Linked DNA regions of Homo sapiens: region 2 is linked to region 1. A link is a loop called in an ENCODE intact Hi-C map of the cell type or tissue named here. Cell type or tissue: Calu3. All regions are shown on one strand. Each heading gives the region's core, and the rest is flanking DNA. Links, peaks and the distances in the headings are about the cores only.

Evidence for each region. A loop is a pair of places that touch in the nucleus more often than their neighbours do. Peaks named below come from ENCODE experiments on the same cell type or tissue, not always from the same donor. Only the 100,000 strongest peaks of a DNase experiment are listed, where the experiment ranks them.
Region 2: a loop joins it to region 1, with 11 times the contacts of the local background. A loop is called at or near these places in 23 of 110 quality-filtered maps.

The regions. Positions count from the first base shown.
Region 1 is chr2:108,168,831-108,171,754 of GRCh38, forward strand. It overlaps LINC01594 (long intergenic non-protein coding RNA 1594), which reads right to left. Exons shown (of 5, transcript NR_131251.1): 4 at 668-756. Among named protein-coding and RNA genes, the nearest start is that of LINC01594, 48 kb to the right of the region's middle. In Calu3, for the core only: a CTCF peak has its summit at 1,372 (motif pointing left); no DNase peak of the experiment used is centred there.
Region 2 is chr2:107,935,359-107,938,282 of GRCh38, forward strand. No RefSeq gene overlaps it. Among named protein-coding and RNA genes, the nearest start is that of SLC5A7, 50 kb to the right of the region's middle. In Calu3, for the core only: a CTCF peak has its summit at 1,590 (motif pointing right); a DNase peak (open chromatin) is centred at 1,613.

The DNA.
Region 1 (2,924 bases), core at 170-2,669:
CTACCCATATCATTCCTCTAATAAAAATTACTTAATCCTTTTGGTCTTCAATATTGAATTTAATGCCTTGGCATAAAATACAAGGCCTTTGATGATCCAGGCATCGTCCATCTCTTGCTGCTTTATACACACCAGAAAACCTCAATTACTTGTAGTTCTCTAAACATACCACATCCTCTCACACCTCCAGGCAGTGCTTATGCTGGCCTTACCTGGTGCATCCTCACCCTCCCTGAACTGAACATGCCATCTTCCGAGTCCTGTGGCCCTACTCGTCCTTCAATGACTCAGCTCAGACACCAAACCCTTCTGAAAGCTTACCCCACTTCCCCACCTCCTAACACAAGCACCCTCTATCTGAAAGTATGTGCATTTTCTTAACTCTTATTATATCTTGAACATGTTTTAATAGCATTTATGCCATTCTGTGTAATTGTCTGCTTATCTGTCCACTCCCCCATAGCACTGTGATCTTATGGGAAGCAACCTTTTTCTTTTGTGCATCTTCAGCACATGACAAATTTTGGGAAGCAGTTTGGAACTTTACAAATGTCAATTGAATGGACTAAATGGAGAGAAACGGATGGAGAAAGATGCAAGTCACATGGTGTCTCTTCAAACTTTTCGCTTAATTCATCTTTTTTATAAATACAAGGATGACTCTTACCTGTTGTAACAGTGTCTGGAGGGATTCAATGCTTAGTGGATGGCAGAGAACATTCTAGTAGTTATCCCAGATGCTGGCATTGTAGTCTTCTATAGGACCAAAAGTGGCATTAGTACATACATCTTTTTGCAAGGTCAAATACCCTACTTTAGCAAGGATGAAATTCCACACAACAATTTACTCTTAAAAAGTGCAAACATGGAGTCTGTTCAGGCCAGTTATTCTGGAAAATCACACTTCTTTTCAGGAAAGAAGGGAGGAAAAGAGGAGTAACCAGCCAGATTGAGTAGTATAATATCATATTAGCTACTGGCTATTGAGGACTTGAAATGCTAGTCATCTGAATGCAAAATATTTCATTAAAAATTGTATTATTGATTACATGTGGAATTTTTAATATTTTTGATATATTGGGTTAAAGGAAATACTTTATTAAAAGTAATTTCACCTTTTATGTTACTTATTTCAATGTTACTTCTTAAAACTTTAAAAATATATATGTAGCTCCCAATATATTTCTATAGAATAGTGCTGATTTAGGAGCTAGAAAACATACTTTTGCTACCATGCTATTTCTATCTTTGGTAGCAAAGCTTTGGAGTTCATGACAATGCATTCTTCTTCATTCAAAGAAGCCTTATTCTGTTCACTTTTCCAATTGAACTCAACCAAAATGTAGTTATTCAAAACAGTGCCATCTACTGAGAGAAAACAGTAACAGCTTTGAAAGTAACTGCTATTTTGAGTCCCGGCATGGGAATTTCTCTCCTACTCCTATTTACGATTAAACAAAAATACAGCAAACCCAGAGTAAGATCATTGTATCAGCTGCCACATTTCAACCTCTGATGGTTGCATACATGCATCTGCCTTCTTTTTATGTCTCTTTATTTTAAATAGCACAGGACAGCAGAAGGCATGGCCAGTCCCCAGCTCAGACCACCTGGGCAGGCTGCATGCCTGGTTGATGATGAAGGGAGAGATGGTGTTCCCAAGCATTTTCTGTAAGAGGCGCTAATCCTTAGTTGTGCTTTCTCTGTCCTGAGCAGATCCTCCTTTGGGGCATTATAGTGCTTGGAGCCTGCCTCTCTGGCTTAAGATAATTTTTTTTTATTATACTTTAAGTTTTAGGGTACATGTGCACAATGTGTAGGTTAGTTACATATGTATACGTATGCCATGCTGGTGTGCTGCACCCATTAAGTCGTCATTTAGTATTAGGTATATCTCCTAAAGCTATCCCTCCCCCCTCCCCCCACCCCACAACAGTCCCCAGAGTGTGATGTTCCCCTTCCTGTGTCCATGTGCTCTCATTGTTCAATTCCCACCTATGAGTGAGAACATGCGGTGTTTGGTTTTTTGTTCTTGTGATAGTTTACTAAGAATGATGATTTCCAATTTCATCCATGTCCCTACAAAGGACATGAACTCATCATTTTTTATGGCTGCATAGTATTCCATGGTGTATATGTGCCACATTTTCTTAATCCAGTCTATCATTGTTGGACATTTGGGTTGGTTCCAAGTCTTTGCTATTAACACTTCCAAGTGAAGTCTCCAAATCAATTTTTACTCTTGAACACATTCTAAACATCTTTAACCTTAACTGCCATTTCTTAATGACCCCTTTGGAGCCTTTCCTATAGCACATTAGTGGCATCTGCCTGGAGGGCAGGGGGACAGAGGAATAGGGAACAAGGCGGTCCTTAGAGATATTTTGAGACTACCCACCTTCCTCCTCAAGCACATTCAAAACAATACTTAAAACAGAAGACTCTACATCACTCTTTGGAAATATATTTTCAGAAATTGCATCACCTTTTAATTTTTCAGTGGCAAAACACTTTCTATTGACAACATTCCCTATCTTAAAGGAGAATTACTAGTTAAGAACAACCAGATTGGTCTTGTTAATAAAAAATTAATGCTAGCCATCTTGGCTAATTATATATGGATACCTGTGTGTGTATGTGTATGTGTGCAAACATGGCTGTGCATACACACGTACACACACACTCCTTTGCCCTCCCATCAACATGAAGCATTTCATCTGTGAAATGGGATTACAGATGATTTTGCTAATTCCCATCTTCATAAATTTCTACATTTCTAAATTTTCCACAATTAACGTGATTAACGTGTATTATGTTTGCAATTTTAAAAAATAAAAAAATAAAGTAGAAAAAAGAAAGGAAAAACAGAAGGAAGAAGTAGGGAGGGAAGAATGAGAGAGAGGTGGAGCAGAGACAGAGAGAGG
Region 2 (2,924 bases), core at 229-2,728, 230 kb before region 1:
GAGACAGAATGATTTTCAGTTGATTCCTGGGTATTTGGGAGATAACCTGGAGGGATAGTGGTATCTTTTACTGACCTTTGGTATTTTTTTTGAAAATTGATTCAAAAGGGATGATTAGAGAGTTAAAGTTTGACAGGAGGAAGGTGGGCAGCTTCTTATAGGCCAATGTGGTAACACAAGGAAATGTGTCTGTACAGGACCGGAGAGAGACCAGCAAATTCACAAAATTCTATGGGACCCACCCTCTGACAGCACTGTTTGTTCCCAGAGCATGGGATGGGCCTCCTTCTGCTCTCCCTGAGTCTGAGCTTGCGGTCTTCTTGGTGGCTTATGAAGGGAACACGCTGCTCCACCTGTTTCTAAGTGGGGCTGAGCAAAGGGGAAACAGTTCTTTAAAAGAGAGGGCTGGCCGGGCGCGGTGTGTCATGCTTGTAATCCCAGCACTTTGGGAGGCCAAGGCGGGCTGATCACGAGGTCCAGGAGATCGAGACCATCCTGGCTAACATGGTGAAATCCCATCTCTACTAAAAGAAAAAAAAAAAGAAAATTAGCTGAGCGTGGTGGTGCGTGCCTGTCATCCCAGCTACTCGGGAGGCTGAGGCAGGAGAATCTCTTGAACCCGAGATGCAGAGGTTTCGGTGAGTCGAGATCGCACCACTGCACTCCAGCCTGGTGACAGAGCGAGACTCCGTCCAAAAAAAAAAAAGTTGGGGGGGAGCTTACGCTTTTCATTAAATGTATACTTAAAATTTTAAAAATAGAAAACGATGGGCCAGGTGCGGTGGCTCATGCCCGTAATCCCAGCACTTTTGGAGGCCGAGGCGGGAGGATCATGAGGTCAGGAGATCCAGACCACGGTGAAACCCCGTCTCTATTAAAAATACAAAAAATTAGCCAGGCGTGGTGGCAGGCGCCTGTAGTCCCAGATACTCGGGAAGCTGAGGCAGGAAGATTGGCGTGAACCCGGGAGGTGGAGCTTGCGGTGAGCCGAGATCGCACCACTGCACTCCAGCCTGGGCGACAGAGCGAGACTCCGTCTCAAAAAAATAAATAAATAAATAAATAAAATAAAATAAAAAACTATGGATTTACAATCTTTTAAAACCTAGAGATCTGCTAGGCCTTCTAACTCATTTTTTTATAAATGAGAAAATACAGACCAAGAGACAATAAGTGATTTGCTAAATTCATACTGTGTTGCTGTTACTAAGAGAGCTTGTGGCCTTATCTGACAGTTGATGCTGAAGTATTTTCTTCATACCTCTGAGTCTCTCAAGTCAATTTCAAGTAGTGCTCAAGACTTTGCTAATCTACAAAGCCAGATCACATGATTTGAGACAGAATGGGAAAAACCTTCTTTTCCTTTATACACCCAACGATGCCAACCTGGGGTAGTTGTTTGTGATGGCCTTGCTTTCATTAAAAATAGACTATACAAAAGCTAAGCAATAAAATTTAAAATAAATATAATAAAATTATGTCAAGATTTAAACTTATCTTCACATAATTAAGTGGAACCACCCAGGACCTTTGATTTAGTAAACAGTAGTAAAATATTTTATCTTTCCCAAATCTTAACCTGTTTTCATTAATTATGTGGGTTCACCAGCAGAGGGCGACGTGATACCTTTTTTCTTTTTTGCCCCCTCCCCCAACAAACAATTTAAAACAAGTGGCTAGAAAATCAGAATCCCCTTGATTACATCCTATTGATAATTCACTATTCATAGGAGCAATTAGGGATTCTCTTAATGTCAGCAGAGTATACTTGTTCATTCTTTGGGGTAAGGATATGAGACTGGGTGATCTGGAGGACTTGCTGAGAGCTGGTAGGAATTTGAAGCTGTTTCCATGAATGTTTCTGCTGTGTGAGTTAACGAACTCGAGCTAGCATGGCAAGGTCATGTTATTTAATGTGAAAATTCTTACAAATAATGTTTCACAATTAACATTAAAAAGCTTGTTTTTGAAAAGGATCTGATTTTTGTTTCACAGACTAAAACTGGGAGTTTCATCTTCAATCAAGCTGGAAGACCCAAGACTATTATTTTGTTTGATATTTGGTCAAAGCAAATTAGTTAAATAAATTTTATCTGCTTCCAGCCTACGTTTAATTGGTAAATTTGAACTTTTTGAATGCAGTGTGTATTCGTATTGTCTCTTTGAAGAGTAAACTATTGTAAATCTGTAAGTGATCTTACTTCCTGAACTCTATTTTGTTTCTCAAGGCATTTAATGGTGATTAACAACTTCATATGTCTAATTTATTTTATTTAGGGAAACGTTGTGGTCTTCAAATTTTAATGAAAGTTTTATGTTCTATATGATGTTGTGTTGATGGATATTTGACATTATGCCTTCGCTAAAACCCATAAAACTGTACAACAAAAAGAGTAAACCCTAAGGTGACTTGTAGACTTTAGTTAATAATGTATCAATATCAGTTTATTAATTCAGACAAATGTACCACACTAAGGCAAGTTAATAACAGGGGAAAATGGGAATGTTCTCTACAATCTGCTTAATTTTTCTGTAAACCCAGTACTGCTCTACAGAGAAAGGAGGAACTAGAATGAGATTCCTATATCCTCCTTCTCCCTCCAAGGGAGGGAGAGACTGGTAGTTCCTGCCCACTCTTCCTGGGCAGAGCCTTTGCAGCATGGAGGCTTAGAGAATTTGCAGTCTGCTGCTGATTGTGTTTTAGTCAGTATTTCTGATTTAGGAGGTTGGTGGGGAGGCCCTAGAATTTGCATTCCTAACAAGTTCTGAGGTGATGTTTCAAATATGTCCAGGCAAAAAAGACCCCTCACAGAGATTTCTACAATATGGCATGTGAGTGAAGCCACACATATCTCAAACTTCAAGCCTAAAAACAAAAGACAGAAACCCAAACACCAGAGTGAACAAAGAACGTCTCAGAATGT